Regions from separate parts of the Homo sapiens genome. Here region 2 is linked to region 1. A link is an interaction called in ENCODE POLR2A ChIA-PET data of the cell type or tissue named here. Cell type or tissue: GM12878. All regions are shown on one strand. Links, peaks and the distances in the headings refer to the core of each region. The heading gives the core; the rest is flanking DNA.

Region 1 (5,668 bases), core at 239-5,238:
ATGTTTTCAGGTTACAGAAACTAAATCTTGTTACAATTTTTATTTGTCACTTTTTTATGACATTAATTTGGCCTTGGAATTTGGGGTTTTGATAAGTGCCAGTCCATATCTACTTACAAAGATTTCTGAAGTCCCATGAAAAAATGATTTAAAAACCACAAATCCAATGGATTCCAGTGTCTAGTCTACTTACTCACATTTTTCCCTCCACATTTCTTTCGCCAGCTCTGAACTCTGCTGTAAATATTATTTATTTTGAGAGTACCCTGACGGGATGGAATGTGAACTGGGAATAGCATGATCTGGCCCCACGGATCATGGGAACGTGTGGCCACATGGATTGCCAGGGAGAAGGAAGTGCAGGCTTGGCCTCCACAGTAATTCATGGCCCCCTAATGAGCTTCTGGAATGCCAGCTTGTTGGCTGAATTCAAAGAAACAAAGGATCCGGGTTGTGCTCCATTTGTCAAAGTGCTACTGCTACCTAGCAGTTTGTTTGTAAGCGCAGCTGTCTGGGAAGAGAAATCACTGTCAGGAGAGGGGAGAGGTCAGACACCTTATCCAAAAGGTCAGTTTATCTCACAGCCTAAAACCTACACCATGGACGGTGGGGGTGATTTGTTACATGGGAGTCTCTGATAAACACCCTTTTTCTGTAGCAGGCCCATGCTAGTAAAGCCATCTTCAGAGGTCCAGAGAAACTAGTACACTTGAGTGGCCTAAAATTGTGGAGTAATAGAAGTAATTCCAAATTCCTTCCCATCTGCTTCTGGGAAGATACCCAACACGTCGAAATTGACCACATTCGGTTCAGTGGCTAAACATTAGGTATTTTAGATGTCCCATTCTCATAACTTATGTAATTTATATAAATAAATTTATTTATGATTTATTATAGAAAGTTGTTTTTGCTATTGATGCAGGATTTTTTGCTCCTTAGTTCAACTAAAATCCAGCTTCTTGTCTCACGACCAGGAAAAAATAGGCACATGGACACACTGAAGGGAGAGGAGAGTGGATTATTAAGCGAAAAGAAGGCTCTCAGCAAAAAAAGAGAGGGTCCTGCCAACAGGCTCCCACCTCACAGATTGAATATCAGTCTCCTCCCCTGCATAAGGCATGAATTCTTGGTGGCTCCACCCCCTTCTCCTAGTGCACATGTGGGCCCCAGTCCCTTGCAGGCACGCCCGGGCAAGACCCTGTGCAGGTTTCCTTATCTGCATCTGCATGCCTCCTGCATCTATCACTATTATTAAATGCATGACTATATAACCTCAGTTTTATTTAAAGGAATGGCTTTGACTTCCATACTGTAGATATGTTTTCCTGAACCACATTAATAAAATACCAGCTTAGAACACACAGAACCCTAGAAAAGGCTTTTCTAGATATAACACAGGGTCTAGGGCTGAACTCAAAGATCTTCTAAAATCCAGAGGATCCAATAACCTTTTAAATGAATGGCCACACACAAAAGATAAAGTAACTCTTTCATAGCCTGAAAGGTCCTGAATCTAAAACTTCCCAAAAGGCTATTTTCTTCAGGATACTATTATCCTAGATATTTACATTTCAGGGACTATATCCAAATTACATTTATGTGGAATGAGTATTAATTCATAAATTATGGGAGCAGTTTCCTTGAGGTACAAGAGAAAAGGGGATTGCTTTTACAAAAGAGAAGTCAAGGGCTGGGTGTGGTGGCTCATGCCTGTAATCCCAGCACTTTGGGAGGCCAAGGCAGGTGAATCACCTAAGGTCGAGAGTTCAAGACCAGCCTGGCCAACATGGTGAAACCCTGTCTCTACTAAAAATACAAAAATTAGCCAGGTGTGGTGGTGTGCGCCTGTAATCCCAGATACTCGGGAGGCTGAGGCAGGAGAATTGCTTGAACCTGGTAGGCGGAGGTTGCAGTGAGCTGAGATCGTGCCATTACACTCCAGCCTGGGTGACAAGAGCAAAACTCCCTCTCAAATAAAAAAAAGACGAAGTCAAAAGTGCTGATACACCTTAATGGAAAGAGAACTATATAAAGACAACTGTGAACCGTAGCTACTCTTTCTCATGAAACTCACTTGCTCTTCCGTTTCTTCTTTTGGGCTCTCTGTTTTGCTCAGCAGATGCCTGAAGGCTTATTCTTACATAACTGTCTTTTCTTTCCCACTAACAAAATAGCTCACTTCCTTGTCTTATTGGACTTTACACTGAAATGTCAGGTTTAGCGTGCTGAGAGAAAATGACTGTTATCTAGATAGATGATTAGTATCGCCTGCCATAGAAGAGATACAGACCACACATGTTCATATTCTACCAAATGGAGGACAAATTTGTACGATACTTCTAAAGGTTTAGGAAATAGTCTTATCTAAAAATAACATTTTTTCACTTTTATTGTTTTCCTTAGCACAGCATGTAGTAATCTCATTTCATTTCCTGATGTATATACATGTAAAACAAAAAACCTCATGTCTGTCGACAATCAGGAAGTCAGTAGAGTTGGCATTTCTCTTTAAAAACAATTCAGTAGCCTCCAAGCTGTTAACAAAGGCAGCTGTGGGCCAAATATTTGGAAGACAAGAACCGATGCAGTTTAAAAACAAAAAATTGTCTTTCGATAATCGCTGTTGACCATTGGCCAACTAACTAACAGACATTATCTATGATTCTTACATACTTTATTCATCGTAAACAGTGCAGGGTTTTGAGAATGGAGCACTGATGTTTTCTGTTTCAAAGCTTTTTTAAAAACTCTTGGGTTATGATAGAAAAACTAATGTTCTCTTCCTTAAAAAGTTCAGTGCAGAGAATACCTCATTTAATCGACTGATAGGACGTCCAATTTTCTAGTTATATTCTAATTTAATTTAACAGAAGTCTCATTGCAACACTGTACTGAGGGAGATATCACATACAAAAACTTGATTTTTTGGTTTTTGTCTATAAGGGACCTTAACTGAAAACCTTATCAGCCAATCTCCTTACCCTGATTTTGAGAATCACTTCACCTCTGCCAGCCCTTCTGATCTTTCTAAAAATGTGCCGCAAATTTTCTTAAAATAATAACTTTAAGCAAAGCATGGTGGCTCACGTCTTTAATCCCAGCACTTTGGGAGGCCGAGGCGGATGGATTGCTTGAGGCCAGGAGTTCGAGACCAGCCAGGGCAACGTGACAAAACCCCGTCTCCACTAAAAATACAAAAACAATTAGTCGGGCATGGTGGCGTGTGCCTGTAGTCCCAGCTACTTGGGAGGCTGAGGTGGGAGGATTGCTTGATCCCAGGAGGCAGAGGCTGCCGCTGCAGTGAGCCGAGATTGCACCACTGCACTCCAGCCTGAGTAATAGAGCGAGACCCTGTCTCAAAAAATAAAATAAAAAATAACGTTTAGCATTTTGCAATATTGAAGTACTTTTAAAATGCTTTGCGCTAAACAATGCAAATCACAAATGCCAAAATCACACTACCTTTGAAATAAAGAATCGTCCATACATTAACAGAGACAAGTAAAAAACATCTGTTCTATAGAATTTTTTGTTAACAAGATTTATTGAAACCAGATCAGTAAAGCTGTGTTACTCTGGACCCTCTTCTGGGACCTGGAAATATTTTTGTTTCCGAGGACTGGATATACTGATGCTAATCACTAAAACAGGATTCTCCCAGCATGAGATTTATTAAGACCAGAAAGCAAACAGCACCTGGAAAAGACAGATAGTAAGGAAATTCCGTGTAAAGATTCTTGGTCCACGTTTTGCCTACCTGGCTCTGTTCAGCAGAACCCATCACATGCTTAAGAGGCGATGGAAGGGACCCTGTGTCTACAGGCTCACCATTCCAAATAAACATAGCCACCAAAGGAAAAGAACTCAGGTTTTGATTGAATACTTGGGGGCCAGTTTACATGACATCTCTACAAGATGAAATGCCAGTCCAAGTGAGAGAATATCAGCTTATCAGAGCTTAGTGAGTGTCGGCTAAGAAATCTTAGTGTATACCTGTGGTGTCAGTCTGCAAGTTACTAATTCTGTTTCTTTAAAACAAAAAATGAAAAACAGCTTGCTTTTAGAAACAGAACAATGCATCACCCAATCAATGGAAACAAATAGTAGCAGTCCCTCATTAACAAGGAAAATTGATTTTCACCTCCATTTTAGAAGAGGAGTTGGAGTATTTATTTGTGCTGAAAAATTCCCATTAACTTCCACAAACCACATGTTATTAGGTGCCCAGGGGAGCGGTTAGAGGCAAAAATGTAAAGACCTTTTAGTATTTTATCTTCTATAAACCATGGGATGGTGTGCTCACTAGTGTGGAAAGAAATTTTTATGGCCCAAAAAGAGTGCCTTCTTGGTTTTCTCTTTCTTTCTTTGAAATCTGTTCTGCCTTTATAAAGAGCCATGTGTGAATTAATATAAACTGAACTCAACTTACTGGTATCCGAAAATTCCAGGTTTGTAAGTCTTTTTTGCCAGGCCAGAGGGTGCCTTTTGGGAAGTCACAGGCTAGAGGAAGAGCTTTAGATGATCAACAGGAAAAGAACACGAAGAACTAATTTTCTTCTAAAAGACTTTTTTTGAGTAATATAAACGTTTATATCGATTGCGATCTTTAAAAAGATGACAAAGTCATTTTCTTGCCAGCTACAACATGGAGACTTGATTAATCTAAAGCAGCAGTCTGTAAATCACAATTCCTAGTATACCAATATCATTTCCCTGCACTTACAGAAGTGGTTTTACTACCACAGCTTTAGCTCTAGCTCTAGCTAGCTCGGTTTCAAATCGTTATTAGATCATTTGGGGCATATTTCCCTACGATTTTTAAATTGACCACTTGAAAATAAACAGCTGGCATGATCATATGGTACGAGAAATAGACTTGCTGAGGCTTTTAGATAATTCCTGAAAAAATACTCAGTTATGTCTGAAATAGTTAACATTGGGAACATAACTTATGTAACTTAACAGTAACTTTAATATCTACCTAAACTTTCAAATTTCCCTGTTGGAAACATCCTAGAAAAAAAAAAGTTGATCTGTTAAACTTGAAACACACCTAACAGCCCAAAGAAGAGTTTTTGTGGGAAGAATTGAAATTAATATAATTCTCATATACTATTTATATACTGTTTTACACACACACACACACACACACACACACACACACGAAAGAATTGTGTGTGGCGTTTTCCCATGATTTAAAAATGACTTTAAGGGCCATGAGTAATTGAAGAGCAGATGGAATCTTTCACACCAGCAAGAGCTTTTGAAAGGAACAGAATCTGTGAAAATTTGAAGCAAAATGTTCAAGTGGAAAAGTTATAAATTGTTACAGAAAGCTTTGTTTTGTGCACTAAAGTCTATTTGATGGAGCTTTCAAGTGTGTAATTCACATTTTCAAAGCATAAAAAAGTATTTGGATAGGGATAGGGTAGTTTTTTTTTTGCAGGATGATATTCTTCAAATTCTATGCGAATTGCTTAGAAGCCAAGTAAGGAGGAAATTTTGTATTATGACAGCTTACTTCTTTTGTTAGGCATTTATTTAACATATTAAAATATCATATTTTCAGTTATACCTGTGAACAGCAAAACGTTTCATGGCTATGGTACTGTGTCAGTTTTTCAGAGTGGAAATTCTGAAACTAAAGGGTGATACTGAGAAATATAGA
Region 2 (5,652 bases), core at 423-5,422, 360 kb after region 1:
CATTCAATCAAGATAAATTCCTCCCCAAGTGGAGTCAAGAAATCTTTTCCCTGGTGATCCAGGGCTCTTGACCACCCTGGATCCCTTTGGGGTGGCCTGTCCACTGTAGGTTGGGGCCACAGGCTTGTGGGAAGGGGGGATTGACTTCCCTGGTCCTGGCTGAGGCTCCACATCTTCCTTCTGCACTGGGCTCTGCAGAAGGTTTTCAGCTGGGGCAACTCTGCTCAGTTAGTGCCATTTACCAAAATGAGGGAAAGTGAGAGAGGGGCAAGGAGGAGGAGCAGTTCGAAGAAGATCCGTGAGACATCTAACTGACAAGATCAAGTAGGAAATTGCATACAACTCAGGGGCAGCGTAAAGCTGTAGCTATAAAGCTGGAATTCATCAGCCTTATAGATGGTGTCTGAAACCATGAGAATGATAGTGCAGCCGCTGCGGGAAACATCATGGCGGTTCCTCAAAAGATTAAACGTGGAATGACCATAGGATCCAGCAATTCCGCTTCTAGGTATATACCCAAAAGAATTGAAAACAGGGTCTCAAAGAGACATTTATGTACAAATGTTTATAGCAGCATTATTCATAATACCAAAAGGTAGAAGCAACGAAAGTGTTTATCAATGGATTTTTAAAATGTGGTCTATCCATACAATGGAATATTATTCGCCCTTAAAAAGGAAGGACATTCTAACCCATGCTACATGGATGGACCTTGAGGACATTATGCTAAAGGAAGTAAGCCAATCACAGAAGAACAAATACTGTATGATCCCATTTATATGAGATCCCTACAGTAGTCAAATTCACAGAAACAGAAAGTAGAATGATGGTTGCCAGAGGCTAATGGAGGAGGAAATGGGGAGTTGTTGTTTCACAGAGACAGAGTTTCTGTTTGGGAAGATGAAAAGGCTCTGGAGATAGATGGTCATGATGGTTGCACAACAATGTAAACATACTTAATGCCACAGACTGTACTATTAAAAACAGTTAAAATGGCCAAGCACAGTGGCTCATGCCTGTAATCCTAACACTTTGGGAGGCTGAGGCAGTGGATTGCCTGAGCTCAGGAGTTCAAGACCAGCCTGGGCAACATGGTGAAACCCCATCTCTACTAAAATACAAAAAAAATTAGCCAGGCGTGGTGGCGGGCACCTGTAGTCCCAGCTACTTGGGAGGCTGAGGTAGGAGAATTGTGATTGAACCCAGGAGGCAGAAGTTGTAGTGAGTCGAGGTTGCGTCACTAAACTCCAGCCTGGGCAACAGCTTTAGACTCTGTCTCCAAAAAAAATTAATAATAATAATAATTAATGAATATAAAAATAAAAATGGTTAAAATGGTAAATGTTATGTATATATGGTTTTTTTTTTTCTGAGACGGAGTTTTGCTCTTGTTGCCCAGGCTGGAGTGCAATGGCACAATCTCGGCTCACTGCAACCGCCGCCTCCTGGGTTCAAGCGATTCTCCTGCCTCAGCCTCCCGAGTAGCTGGGATTACAGGCATGCACCACCACACCCGGCTAATTTTGTATTTTAAGTAGAGATGAAGTATCTCCATGTTGGTCAGGCTAGTCTTGAACTCCCAACCTCAGGTGATCTGCCTACCTTGGCCTCCCGAAGTGCTAAGATTACAGTCATGAGCAACCGCAATGGCCTTGTTATGCATATTTTACCACAATAAAAGAACTCATTATTATGTACTGAATGCTTCCTGTATGCCCAGCATGTTTTAAGTGCTGCCTGTGTTTCAAACTCATTGAATCCTCCTATTTCCAAGGTAGGTACAGTATCACCCCCATTATATAGGCAAGGAAAGCAGTGATCAGAGAAGTTAAGTAAAGGGCCTAAGCTCACACGGCTTCTAACTAGCCAGGCTAGGAATTGGATTTAGACAGTTGGGTTCCAGTGCCCAAGCTTTTTATTTAACAAACTGTATGAGCTATGAGAGATTATCTCACTACTACAAGAATTTATGTTTTACATCAAAAAGTAAATTTTTAGGCAGGGTGTGGTGGCTCACGCTGTAATCCCAGCACTTTGGGAGGCCAAGGCAGAAGGACCACTTGAGACCAGGAGTTCAAGACCAGCCTGGGCAACATAACAAGACATTGTCTCAAAAAAATAATAATTAGCCAGGCATGGTGGTGGTGCACACCTATAGTCCCTGCTACTTGGGAAGCTGAGGCAGGAGGATTGCTTGGGGCAACAGTGAGCTATAACAGCATCACTGCCTTCCAGCCTGGACAGAGTGAGACCCTGTCTCAAGAAAAAAAAAAAAAAAAAAAAAAAACGAAAACGGACCAGCCACGATGGCTCACGCCTGTAATCCCAGCACTTTGGGAGGCCAAGGCACTTGATCACTTGAGGTCAAGAGTTTGAGACTAGCCTGGCCAACATGTTGAAACTCTGTCTCTATCAAACATATAAAAATTAGTCAGGAGTGGTGGTGCGTGCCTGTAATCCCAGCTACTTGGGATGCTGAGGCAGGAGAATCACTTGAACTCAGCAGATAGAGGTTGCAGTGAGCTGAGATCGTGCCACTGCACTCCAGCCTGGGTGACAGGGAGAAACCCTGTCTCAAAAAAAAGAAAAAGGAAGAATGTTTTATGAGAATTTAAATGAAAGACTGAATTTACAACGCCTCTTACCACATTCAGACAGCATCTCCCTGCACAGGGCCTGGGGCTGCAGAAGGGATGAGGAGTTCGAGTGGGAAGGACAGTTAGACCATTTTATAATCTCTGCAAAATTGCTCTATGGCCAGGGATGACCCCCTCGAAGTACCCATCGGATGCTTCCTGTTGTGTGTGTGAGGCCAGAGGGGCCCACAGCACCTGTCCCTCCTTTGCCTTCAGAAGAATTCAGCCCCGACTCAGACCCTCTCAGCCAAGAGGCCAGAGCCCCAGTTCCAAGGCAGGTGGACCCAGGAATGAGATGTGCAGCTCCTTGGCAGCCGAGGGAGAAGCTTGCTATGCTATTTGGGGCTGCTCTGTTGTGTTATCAATTAAACGTCTCAGACAAAAGCAATGCCAAGTCGTGGCTACTCCAGACCTGCAGCTCAGAAACACACAGGGTCCTTACATGGCCTTTCCTCTGGGTGTGCCTGTGTTCTAATTGCCTCTTTGTATAAGGACACCAGGCATTTTGGTTAGGGCCCACCCTAAGGGCCTCATTTTTGTTGTTGTTGTTTTAAACTTTTATTTTGGGTTCAAGTGTACATGTGCAGGTTTGCTATATAGGTAAACTCATGTCATAGGGCTTGGTTTTACAGATCACTTTGTCACCTAGGTACTAAGCCTAGTACCCAATAGTTATCTTTTCTGCTCCTCTCCCTCCTCCACCCTCTAACCTCAAGTGGGCCCCAGTATGTGTTGTTCCCCTCTGTGTCCATGTGTTCTCATCATTTGGCTCCCACTTATAAGTGAGAACATGGGCTATTTGATTTTCTGTTCCTGCATTAGTTTGCTAAGGAAAAGGGAAGGGGCTTATTTTAACTTAATCACCAGTTTAAAGACCTTATCTCCAAATGTGTTACATTCTGAGATATTGAGGGTTAAGGCTTCAACATACGAATTTTGAAAGAGACATAGTTCGTCCTGTAACAGCATATAAATAACTAAGGAGGCCCCACCCAATAAAGCACTAGCATAATTCCAGTCAAAACGATTTGTTTAACTTATTGGAAAATAGATACCAAGGGAGGCAAAGAAACTGCATTGTTCCGTCATCTTCATTTCTGCTCTCAACTGCTTTCAAAAACATTTCAAAAACAACATCTATGGTAGTTTAAATCTCAGCACTTGTTAGCTATGGTTTTTCTCCCCAGTGTTTTTTGTTTTGTTTTGTTTTTGAGATGGAGTCTCGCCTTGTCGCCCAGGTTAAGTGCAATGGTGAGATCCCGGCTCACTGCAACCTCCGCCTCCCAGGTTCAAGCGATTCTCCTGCCTCAGCCTCCCAAGTAGCTGGGATTACAGGCGTGTACCACCATGCCCAGCTAATTTTTTGTATCTTTAGTAGAGATGGGGTTTCACCATGTTGGCCAGGCTGGTCTCAAATTCCTGACCTCATGAACCGCCCGCCTCAGCTCCCAAAATGCTGGGATTACAGGTGTGAGCACCGTGCCCCTCCCGTCTCCCCAATTTTTTAAAACTTCAGTCGCATAGTCTATCCCCAAAGGAAGGTAAAGATCAAAAAACAACCCAAAGCGTTACTATCATCTGTAGCCAACATAACATAACCAGCACAAGAATCCAGCTTGTGTGATCTTTGTTGAAATAACATCACTGATAATTTCATCATTGATAATTTCACCAAGAAATAACAAATGAGAATATCTGGGGTATTCCCTTGATTTCTTTTCTGTCCATCGGTATTTTACTTTGTTGACAACCTTCTTTATACTGAAATCAGAATCTTGCTTTTTTCTCTCATGCTCATTTCCCAACAACATGAACCATGATTCACTTACATGTCGAATGTCTGCATGATAATATTGCGTGGTGTTTCATCTTATTTACCTAACCATTGTCCAATTGCTGGACATTGGGTTAACATTTACAAATAATGCTGACAGACGTTATTGTCATATATCCTTTCTGGTTATTTCTCTTTTTTTGAGACAAGGTCTTGTTCTGTCAACCAGGCTGGAGTACAGTGGCATTATCAAGGCTCACTGCAGCCTCAACTTCCCAGGCTCAATTGATCTTCCCACCTCAGCCTCCTGAGTAGCTGGGACTCCAGGCACGCATCACCACGCCCAGCTAATTTTTGTATTCTCTGTAGACACAGGGTTTCACCATGTTGCCCAGGCGATCTCAAACTGTGGGCTCAAGCGATCCACCCACCTCAGCCTCCCAAAGTGCGGGGATTACAAATGTGGCCACCACGCCCAGCCTTGCTGGCTATTTCTTTAGGCTAATCGGGTTTCTACAAGTGAAGTTACTATGTCAAATATTCACACATTTGTTTGAAAGCCTTTTGGAATACAGGAAAACATCTGTCTTTTCAGGTTCTTTGACTTTGCCAGTCAGAGAATAATCTGTCAGCCACCCCTGCCATGCTAACCCAACATTTGGTCCTCTGTTCCTACACAGGATGTCCTCACCCTCTGCCCACCTTCCCACTCAAAGCACAACCATGAGTTCCAATCATTACAGGGTGCTGTGACAGGTGCTGGGAAAAGAAAGGTCATACAACTGCCAATAGGGGATGAAAGGTAAGGAGGGTCATAGAAGAGCTTGCATATGTGATGCACTTCTCTGAAGAGCTCAAAGGTTTTCAGAGACACGGCCTTTTTCATCTTCATAGGTGTATTGTTTTTCCTTCCGAGTCAGACCCAAACATAAACCTTATGCATTGGCTTCTATTTACACGCTCACTCCTGTTTTCTTGACACTCCCTAAAGTGGCTTTTATAGATCGGACTTCGGGTTCGTATACATGACAAAAAAGCCCCAAACTGATCTGTTCATCTCTCACCCCTAAGACCCATAGGAGTGACAAGCATGGTTACTCATGCCTGTAATCCCAGCACTTCGGGAGGCCAAAACCGGAGGATCACCTGCATCACCTGAGCCCAGGAGCTTGAGACCAGCCGGGGAAACATAGTGGGACTTTGTATTAGTCCGTTCTCACGTTACTTTAAGGAACTACGTGA

What was found. ChIA-PET counts read pairs that join two places held together with the same protein. Peaks named below come from ENCODE experiments on the same cell type or tissue, not always from the same donor. Only the 100,000 strongest peaks of a DNase experiment are listed, where the experiment ranks them.
Region 2: POLR2A ChIA-PET joins it to region 1 with 6 read pairs; 3 of 35 experiments call an interaction of 5 or more read pairs at or near these places.

What each region holds. Positions count from the first base shown.
Region 1 is chr10:13,754,064-13,759,731 of GRCh38, reverse strand. All of the region lies in intron 8 of FRMD4A (FERM domain containing 4A), which reads left to right. Among named protein-coding and RNA genes, the nearest start is that of PRPF18, 170 kb to the right of the region's middle. RefSeq lists enhancers at 1,119-1,258, 710-1,407, 556-1,755, 1,990-2,179. In GM12878, for the core only: no CTCF peak of the experiment used is centred there; a DNase peak (open chromatin) is centred at 2,121; H3K27ac peaks cover 5,000 bases.
Region 2 is chr10:13,391,818-13,397,469 of GRCh38, reverse strand. The region is part of intron 1 of LOC105376419 (a long non-coding RNA gene); the gene reads right to left. Among named protein-coding and RNA genes, the nearest start is that of SEPHS1, 46 kb to the right of the region's middle. RefSeq lists an enhancer at 1,401-2,364. In GM12878, for the core only: no CTCF peak of the experiment used is centred there; no DNase peak of the experiment used is centred there.